Regions from separate parts of the Homo sapiens genome. Here all the other regions are linked to region 1. The links are chromatin loops, found by intact Hi-C in ENCODE. Cell type or tissue: heart left ventricle. All regions are shown on one strand. Region 1 overlaps LOC105370362 (a long non-coding RNA gene). Region 2 has its middle 22 kb from the start of NAXD. Region 3 overlaps CARS2 (cysteinyl-tRNA synthetase 2, mitochondrial). Region 4 has its middle 45 kb from the start of LINC00368.

Region 1 (2,500 bases):
TTGCTGTTTACACACTTATGCATATGCCATTATTAAACACGGCAGACCTGTTTTAACGGAGGTCTGTTTTCTGGGTGAGAGTGGGCTTGGCCTGCTCTGCGGCACTGCCCGTGTGTTCGTGGTCTTGCCAAGCTGCTTGTTCTAAAGACTTCGCTTTTGGAGTTGTCTTGAGCTTTGAGAGGGCACAGCCCCAACCATGTCCTTCCTGAAGAACAAGGGTCCTGGCTGTACCTGGTCCTTCATTTATTTCCATATAAATTTCAGAATCAGCTTTTCAAGGTCCATAAGAAAAGAAATCTGTGATTTAGATGAAATTGTATTGACTCTACAGTAGGTGTTTTTACTTTGTTATTGTTGTTTCCTTAAAGTAATCTTACTCAAAAAGAAATGTAAGCTCTGCGTAGAAAACAGTGAAACACGGGGAAATAAAGGAAAAAAGAAGCAGTTACTACATCACCTCGACTGCCCCCACCAGACAACACTGCTAGCATTTTAATGTCTTTTATCTTTAATATATATTTTATTATATATAAAATATCTAATAAATATATGCATACATAGTGTACATTTGCATACCCATGTATTTACAGATGCCACACACCACGTGTTCCCAGCTCTAAGAGGCCTGTTTGTCCCCATTTTACCACCTCTGGATTCAGGACACGCCTGGCTGCATTGTCTCCTTGTCTGCATAGAAACTTGTGGGACAGAAGCCGCTGGCAGACGTTGGTGGGGACCCTCACAACGCCCCCAATTCAGGCCCCTGAGGCCACAGGAAAGGATGTGGCACAAGGAGGCCAACCATGCAGTCCTGCTTGGAGCGGTGACTGGGAAGACAGACGTACCCTGAAGAAGCACAGAGGAATCGAGACCAATTGTTTTTGCCTTATTTTCCTAGTTAAGTATACAAAGGAGTGATATCAATAAAAACCTATGTCTAAATAAGTAAAAACTGCTCTTTTGACAGGTACGAAATGAAAACTCTGTGTTGAGAGCAGCTTTCTAGTTTGGGGGACAATCTTGATCTCTCTTAGCTGAATGGGAGTCTTCGATTCTATGAAGGGCCAGACGCATTGCTGGTGGGTGGGTTGGCACAGTCCACTGCAAGCCTTCACCAATGGCACTGGTGCCGCCGCTGACGCAGGGAGGAGAGGGCTGCTCTGCGGATTGACCGGTTGGAGGCAGGTGCAGGTTCCAGAGACCCCCATGCTCCCCAATGCTTGGGAGGCGCTGTGGTTTGACTTGAATGCTGCTGTGGAGTTATTGGTGGCTCCCCCAAGCATAGTTCACAAATGAACTGAGGTTTGATGTTGTTTTAGGTACCATACGTGTTATTTTCTCAAAAATATGTCCTGGAACGTCCCTGCCTCCGATGGCTTTCTTTGGGGACATGAGTTCCCTGGCATGTGGGTGGCAACACTGCCCCCTGCTGGTGTTGGGCAGCATCATCAGGCACCCGGGCAAAGGCTCCAGCCTCAGCCTCGGCCGTAGGTCACAGCCGATTGGACACAGAACCTGAGATTTTCCTACAAAGTTTAAGATTTGAACTGAATACCATCCAGAGGTGTGATCCTAAAGCAATGGCGACATTGCTACTAGGTTCAAGCAGAACTTACTTTTTCCCTACTGCTCACCAGGTATTAAATATTTAGTGACATTTCTGTTACCTGGCATTGTAATTATTTCAAATGAATTCTTGTGTTCTATATTGTTTCGTTTTTATTGGACTATGTTTTTCTTTACATGTATTGTGGATACCTTTGTAAAGACTCATCCAAATTTATTTTTTTGCTCCATATTTTGTAAGAATTTTTAGTAATGCATTTGCCTTGTCAGTATGAATCTTATATAAATTTATTCTAATTCATTTCATATTGTGGCTTGCTTTCTATTTACTGGCATTTCCTGAAATACAATGTCTATATTTGCTTTTATATGATATGTGAAGTACTTGTAAATTTACAAGTAAATTTATTGTGTTTACTTGCAGCCTATATACTTGTATTTATAAACACAACATATTTCTTGTTAGCTACGTGGCTTTCCATTTTTCTTTTTTGGGTTTAGTAGAAAATTACCACATATCTAAAACTTATTATCTCAACCAGATTCCAATATACAATATAACTTTATTTATGCCCGTGTTTTCCTATAATATCTCTTGAAAATAGCTTTCAGTACATAAATGCTTAAGGTTTTTTTTTTTCAAAAAGCGTCCTGTGGGTTGGGAGGCACTGATGTGTCCCCAGTGCCAGCAGGTGTGTTGGCTGTTGGTGATGGGCCGCTAATCCAGCTGCTGCCGGCTGACTGTTACCGTGGGGATGACTTTCAGGTGTCTGATGGCGTTGTCAAGCAGACTCTGTGGACACAGGGAACTTAAGGACTGCCTCGCTCTGAAGTGGTTATCTCTGCAGTTAATGTTTCCACCGAGGACTCTGCTTCCAGCCTGTCCATCCTGCCCACCTAAGAAAACCCTTAGAAATAAGGGGTGAGTCCCTCG
Region 2 (2,500 bases), 230 kb before region 1:
TTTTACTTCGTGATTCATGTGGCATACTGAGTATGAAAATCATCTTCCTCCCTAAAGGCCATCGTTTTTTCTCCCCATGAACATTTATGCCAAATACTGTTTTGAATTTAATATTTCCACATCCCCTAAGCAGAACCCAGTCTGACTTCTCTCTCTTTTTTTTTTTCCCTGCCTCTGAGTCTACTATGAGAAATGATTCTGACTCATAAAATTGATGTATCTATAGAACAAATGGCAGTTGTGGCCCCTCCTGAAGATGACTCTTTGGGTTTCCACACTTTCTGGATTGGACTTGAATTCCTTGGTGTCATTTTCAGGGCCTCCTGCGGCTTTGCCCCACATATGCCTCAGACCCATGCAAATCAAGTCCTGGATTTTCTGGCTATTTTTACTCTAACACAGAATATAAATGTTAGACATAAGCCTTTAACAACGCCCAGCGATATTACTTCCGTCAAGAAGGAAAGATTGAACGAAACAATGGAGAATCAACAATCCCAGGCTGGGCGCGGTGGCTCACGCCTGTAATCCCACCACTCTGGGAGGCCGAAGCGGGCAGATCACCTGAGGTCAGGAGTTCGAGACCAGCCTGGCCAACAAGGCGAAACCCCACCTCTATTAAAAAATACAAAAACTAGCTGGGTGTGGTGGCATGTGCCTGTAATCCCAGCTACTCAGGAGGCTGAGACAGGAGAATTGCTTGAACCCGGGAGGTGGAGGTTGCAGTGAGCCAAGATCGCATCCCTGCACTCCAGCCTGGGTGACAGAGCAAAACTCCTTCTCAAAAAAAAAAAAAAAAAAAAAAAATTCCCAAAGGTCTATGATCCTTTCATTAATAAGATAGAATTACATAATTCTTTATTGGTTTAAGTTTTATCTTCATCAGAAGTTCTACTTGAAGGATCAGACCTAAATACAAACCATCTGATAATGACAGCTCTGGGCTAAACTGCAGGGCCCCTGGAACAGAATGTCATCTGAAGGAACTCAAGTTGGGGACATTTCCCAACACAGTCATCCTAGAGACAGTAGAGGGCACTACAGGCAAATATTAAACTAAAAAGTAAATGTCCCGTCAGGAAACAACTTGGAGTATTAGGTGTCGTACGTAATACAACAATGTAAAATTTCTCATGCTCAAAGCTAAATGAGTGTTTTCTGTTTAAGTTCTTAATGTTCTAGAGCTCTACTATTCAATATGGCAGACACCAACCACACATGCGTATTTAAATTTAAATTAATGAAAATGTAATAAAATTTAAAATTCAGCTCTTCAGTTGTACCAGCCACATTTCTTGTGCTCAACAGATATGTGGCTAGTGGCTACTATATAGGACAGTGCGGGCACAGAACATTTCCTTCATCACAGAAAGTTCTAGTAGACAGCACTGCTGAAGTCTCAGTTTCCATTATATATTACAATAGAAGGGGATTAGAATATGCCGCCTCAAGATATGCCACTTTGGCATAAAGATTATTTTGAACTGGAAGGCAATTGAGAAAAAGTAGACACAGGAAAGGCTCTCTGCCCTCCCCTCTCTGCCTAAAAGCCGGGCATAAATTTCTGTCATGGGGGTGTCCCCATCTCTCATACCGGGAAGGGAAGAACAACATCATCACTGACAATGGAGATGGCACCAGGATGCGTCTGCGTAAACTAGCTTTACTAAATAACCCTATAACCCTTCCCTTCTGTTCATTTTCCTCATATGCTCCTTTCCACAGTTTACCACCTCTAGAAGCCCAAACTCTTTTTCCTTGGTCTTGTCCTGTCTCCACAATTTATAGCCCTTTGTTAAAAGGGCATAGAACCCCAGCCCCACGGTTTTTGTTGTTTGGTTTTTTGTGGGTTGTTTTTTGTTTGTTTTTCATTTTTTGTTTTTTTTTTTTTTGAGACAGAGTCTTGCTCTGTCACCAGGCTGGAGTGCAGTGGCATAATCTTGGCTCATTGCAACCTCTGCCTCCTGAGTTCAAGCAATTCTCCTGCCTCAGTCTCCTGAGTAGCTGGGATTACAGGTGCATGCCACATGCCTGGCTGATTTTTGTATTTTTAGAAGATGGGGTTTCACCATGTTGGCCAGGCTGGTCTCGAACTCCTGACCTCAGGTGATCTGTCCACCTCAGACTCCCAAAGCGCTGGGATTACAGGCATGAGCCACCGCGGCTGGCCCCCAGCCCCATGTTTAACTGCTCCTGTGGGTCTTCATTTCTTTCCTGTGAAGTCCTCCATGCACACAAAAAATTAAAACTTATTAAAATATTAACATGAAGGCCAGGTGCAGTGGCTCACGCCCGTAATTCCAACAGTTTGGGAGGCCAAGGCCAGCGGATCACTTGAGGTCAGGAGTTTGAGACCAGCCTGGCCAACATGGTGAAACCCCATCTCTACTAAAAATACAAAAATTAGGTAGGCGTGGTGGCGCATGCCTGTAATCCCAGCTACTTGGGAGGCCGAGGCAGGAGAATCGCTTGAACCCAGGAGGCAGAGGTTGTAGTGGGC
Region 3 (2,500 bases), 140 kb before region 1:
AAGACCAGTGATTTCCAGGGATGGGAAAGAGGGAAGGATGAGCAGACAGACCACACAGGATTTTTCAGGGCAGTGCAAGTATCCTGCGTGATGCTGGAATGGTGGAAACATGTCGCTATACATTCACCCAAACCCAGAGCACACAGTGCCGAGAGTGAACCCTGATGCCAACTCTGGTCTCTGGGCAAAGCTGATGCGTCAATGGTGGGGGATGCTGACAGTGTGGGGGGCGGTGTGGAGGGTAGCAGGTAGACAGGAATTCTCTGTACCTTACTCTCAAATTTGCTATGAAGCTAAAATGGCTCTAAAAAGCAAATCTATTAAATAAATAATTTTAAAAAACCTTCCTGATGCCAGAATGTACAACTCTCAGAAACTTCTCCTCCACATGTGTAAGCAAAGCCCACACGGCCTGCTGGTAGCCACGCCTCACACGTGGCTGATGTGGGCGTCTGTGTTCCGGCCTGTGCGGGGAGCGGGACAGGGCACCACGGCGGGGGAAGGAAAGAACCTGAGGGGTCAGTGCTATGGATGGTTAGGATTCATTGGCACAGTTTATGGCGCAGAAAGACAGTGCCTAAAACCAGAAATACCTTGAACAGTCTTTGGGGTCTGTCCCTGTTATTCTTGTTTGATTCCCTTAGACAGTATCCTTTTCAAATTATTTTAAATTTAGTTCCATATACTGCGCTTACTATTTCTTCTCCATAAAAATGTTTTGACCTAATAACTCCCTGGAACAGAATAGAGCAAGGAAGAGATTCAAACAGATTGGAAGTTTAACACATAGTAAGACACGTATGGGAATTAAATGTACGGTAACACAGAAGAACGCGAAAATATGATGTACGTGTATGAGGTTTTCATGTGCGCTGAAAACCCTGGGGAGGAAAAAGGAGACAGTGACCAGCACTGTCTCCAGGGAATGGAGCCAGGCACGCTGGGGGCGGGGGTGGACGATGCCCCACTTGCCGTTTGAACTATATGCCTCACAAGCTGGAGCCATCCACAGAAACCACACTAAATTTAAAACACAGCTGTGACCTGGGTAAGGCCAGTGTCTGAGCAAGTGGAGGGGTCTGCGCTCCAGATCTCATCTCCCCAGAGCTGAGACCCGAGGCAGAGGTCAGGGACCCACAGGGCTGAGCCCGGCCAACCCACCTGGCTCTCCGACTGGACCAGGGACCACGCCGACCAATTTGCCATACTTGTCTCCTCTAGACTTCAGATCGAAGTAGACATTGCCTGTTTATAAAGACAATTATGAATTCATCACTTCTCAGTCTGAATATCAGCATATTGACAACCTTAACATCTAACAAGTAATTAGAATTTAAATACAGAACATAGCATTTGGCCCCATATACATATATAGTATTTATATTTTTATAGACAGGGTCTTGCTGTTGCTCAGGCTGGAGTGCAGTGGTACAATCACAGCTCACGATAGCCTTGAACTCCTTGGCTCAGGCAGTCTTCCCACCTCAACCTTCCCAGTAGGTGGGGCTATAGGAGTGACACCATGCCTGGCTTAATATATTTGTTAACCAGAATTAAAAACAATACTATAAGATAAATGCATGATTTGGACATATCATGAGTACACAGACGTGAAAGTGAAAACACAAATGTAAGTTCTCTGTAAACTACTGAGACAATTATTTAATCAGAAAAAAGAAAAGTGTTATCACTGACCTTCATTTAGATCTTGTGCCTTGTGTTACACAACAGCTAACAAAGACACTCTTTCTTTACTTTATGTTACACACCAGCTAGCAAAGACACTCTTTCTTTGCCCAGTCATCTTCTAAAACTACCTTTTTACTCAGATTGAAAACATCATCTGGCTGGGTGCAGTGGCTCACGCCTCCAATCCCAGCACTTTGGGAGTCCGAGGCAGGAGGATTGTTTGAGCTGAAGAGTTCGAGACCAGCCTGGGCAACATAGTGAGACCCCATCTCTACCAAAAAAAACACACAAAAAAATCATCTGCATATTGAAGTGTCTGTGAGGCTGAGTGCCAAGGTCCGCTTTGCAGTCTGAGGTCAGAACCTTCTCCAGAGCCTCCTGCAAGCCTGGGCTGCCCTTGCCCCTTCCACCACAAAGCCTAAGAAAGCAGAGCTGGGGAGGAGGCACTCAGAGTGGGAGCTTTGTCAAGAAGAAAGCACTACCAACCTATGCTCCAAGGCTGCCCGGCTGCAGCCGCTGTGTGTTCCAGGCCATGTGTCTCCCTAGGAAGGAGGCAATGCTCATCCGGGCTGTGACCATGGCCATTCTCAGTACCACAGATCCGCAGCCACCATCCAGCACCCTCCAACCACACAGCAGCATGTAGCTGTCCTCAGGCCCCAGGCGTGGGTGCAACTTTTAGCCTTTACAAAGTTTGAGTCTTCACATTCTTTTTTACTAATGCAGTTACTGATTTGCATCAGTACTGTCCTTACTGCGGACACTGGTGTTGGTAAGATCAAGGAAACTTTGCAACTGGCAAACACAAGCT
Region 4 (2,500 bases), 230 kb after region 1:
CTGTTCTCTTCTCACATTTCCCATTCCACTTGGTCTCTGTGAGTGGGTTTTTTTGTTTTTTTGTTTTTTTTTCAGATGGAGTCTCGCTCTGTTGGCCATGCTGGAGTGTAGTGGCATGATCTTGGCTCACTGAAACCACCACCTCCCAGGTTCAAGTGATTCTACTGCTCAGCCTCCTGAGAAGCTAGGACTACAGGCGTGCACCACCAAGTCCGGCTAATTTTTGTATTTTTAGTAGAGATGGGGTTTCGCCATGTTGGCCAGGCTGGTCTTGAACTCCTGACCTCAAGTGATCCGCCTGCCTCAGCCTCCCAAAGTGCTGGGATTACAGGCGTGAGCCACCGCGCCTGGCCCTCTGTGAGTGGTTTCACCCACACGTGGCCTGAAGGGTCATCTCTCTGCAACTGACTCCCAGCCCCATGTCACCCCGGGGACAATGCAGCAGCATCCCGGTATTTGCAAGTTTCATGTGTATAGAACAATGCGGTCCCGTCCAGTCACAGTCAGGTTCAGCTGGCCTCAGTGCTGTGACGTGGGCTTCCACAGCAAAAGGGTCCATGTGGAATTACTGGGTGCCAGGCTAGCCATGGGCAAGGATGACAGAGTGTTTGGGGCCAGTCACCATACACATTTCTAAGGCAGGGCTGCATTAGACTTCTCACCAATTTTGAGAAAATTGGCAATTTTAAGCACAGCTCTATGGAACAAATGGAGTTGCAGGTCGTCTTGGTCTCTGCACCTGACTTCAGGCTCGTAGGCTGCCGCATCTTGGTTGATACAGCGGCCCCTACCACTTCTGCAGAGGCTGCGAGGCCCCCGCAGCTTCTCCACATCTTCCTCTTATGACATCAAGCTGCCCGAGGGGACAAGGCTGGGCTGCCTGGTTCTTTGACCCAAAGAGCACTGGTGATGAGGGGACCATGAGAGAAACCGTACTCGCTTTGGTCCTGTCCCCTGGAGATGGAGGCGGAAGGGCAGGATTACAGGGGTGTGTGTGTGCACATGCATGTGTGTGCGTGTGTGTGCAGGTGTGTGCGTTGTGTGCACCTGTTCATGTGTGTGGAGTAGGGGTGGTAGGGTGCAAAGAGGCCGAGGTTGCGGGAAAAACCGAAGGACACTCAGGGGAGGGGTTTTGGAGCTGGGGAGGGGTGTGGAGCTGGGGCGGGGCCGCACCAGCACTGACCTCTAACTGCACATTTGACCAGACCTACCCTTGGCGGGTTGCCAGCCATCCAGTTCAGAATTGGGGTGCGCAGTGGGGAAGGGGGGAGAATTCCTGAGCAATTTAATTATGCCTGGGGTGCCCTCTGGTGGCTCACCTTTTATTCTGACTCCAAGTTCCAGGAACTTGGAAACTCACTCACTTAGAAAACTGGGGCAGTTTGGGGGGACTTGGACATTTGTTGTGGCTATGAATGAATGAAGCCTCTAACAAGATCCTACTCACTGGAAACACAGAACCTACAGAGGAAGCAAACAGGTTTCTGTCTACAACGACGGGAACTGGGGAAGCAAAGTGTGTTCAGTTTGCTAAACATTCCTCAGCCAGCCTGGGTTATAGAACAAGGTCACAGTCCTTTTGTTATTAAATAAGGGTGGCCCTAAGCCCTCATCTCTCGATTCTGGAAATGTCTGACTTTTGTCCTCAGGGTCTACCTTCTGTGATATGTCCAGACACCTCAGGCCAAAAAATCAGCCTCCTGGATAGAAAACCAGGAAACGTTGTCACCCATCAGAGGCCTCATTCTCACGGTCATCGCTCTGTCAGGTCATCTGTCCTGCTGTGCAGGAGCCCTTAAAGACCAGGCACCTCTCTGCCCACTCAGGCCATAAGCAAGGTCACCACAGGGCCCTCCGAGAGGAAGGGAGGCTCTCTCCTAACAGCTTCCATGATGCCAGGGCTCATGGTGGCCCAGTTCTTCTTCATGTATCTATGCAGCAGCTCATGTGTGTGTGCACACATGCATGCATGTGCAAAGGTAGGCACCCACTTACACACATGCTTGCACACACAGGCATATGCACCCACTCGCATGCATGCACACATAGACATAGGCACCCACTCACACACATGCATGCATGTGCAAACCCATGCACCCACTCACACACATGCATGCATGCACACATAGACATATGCACTCACTCACACACATGCATGCATGTGCAAATGTATGCCCCCACTCACACACATCATGCATGCACACATAGACATATGCACCCACTCACACGCATGCATGCACACACAGGCATATGCACACACATTCACACACAGGCATATGCACACATTCATACACGTGTGTGACACACTCCTACATCTCTCTTGCCCACAAGAACAAATTAAGGGAAGAGCATAGAGAGAAGTTTTGAGGATTTCCAACAGAGAGGGGTCGCATCTCTTCCCTGTCTACCCCTTTTGCCTCCAGGAGGTCTCTGCCTGGTGAGACGCCAGGAGGGTGGGGACTGTAGCGCAGCTGGCAGGCAGCTGGTCAGTGCTGCTGGA

The links. Peaks named below come from ENCODE experiments on the same cell type or tissue, not always from the same donor. Only the 100,000 strongest peaks of a DNase experiment are listed, where the experiment ranks them.
Region 2: a loop joins it to region 1, with 13 times the contacts of the local background. A loop is called at or near these places in 94 of 110 quality-filtered maps.
Region 3: it touches region 1 in a loop (5-fold over the local background); 32 of 110 quality-filtered maps call a loop at or near these places.
Region 4: it touches region 1 in a loop (4-fold over the local background); 5 of 110 quality-filtered maps call a loop at or near these places.

Annotation. Positions count from the first base shown.
Region 1 is chr13:110,818,200-110,820,699 of GRCh38, forward strand. It overlaps LOC105370362 (a long non-coding RNA gene), which reads left to right. Exons shown (of 2, transcript NR_158538.1): 2 at 591-1,867. Among named protein-coding and RNA genes, the nearest start is that of LINC00567, 6.4 kb to the left of the region's middle. RefSeq lists a silencer at 1,458-1,527. In heart left ventricle, a CTCF peak has its summit at 1,441 (motif pointing left); a DNase peak (open chromatin) is centred at 1,432.
Region 2 is chr13:110,592,640-110,595,139 of GRCh38, forward strand. No RefSeq gene overlaps it. Among named protein-coding and RNA genes, the nearest start is that of NAXD, 22 kb to the right of the region's middle. In heart left ventricle, a CTCF peak has its summit at 1,036 (motif pointing right); no DNase peak of the experiment used is centred here.
Region 3 is chr13:110,681,890-110,684,389 of GRCh38, forward strand. CARS2 (cysteinyl-tRNA synthetase 2, mitochondrial) reads right to left here. Exons shown (of 15, transcript NM_024537.4): 6 at 1,162-1,245. Among named protein-coding and RNA genes, the nearest start is that of CARS2, 23 kb to the right of the region's middle. In heart left ventricle, a CTCF peak has its summit at 1,496 (motif pointing right); no DNase peak of the experiment used is centred here.
Region 4 is chr13:111,049,145-111,051,644 of GRCh38, forward strand. No RefSeq gene overlaps it. Among named protein-coding and RNA genes, the nearest start is that of LINC00368, 45 kb to the right of the region's middle. In heart left ventricle, a CTCF peak has its summit at 1,304 (motif pointing left); no DNase peak of the experiment used is centred here.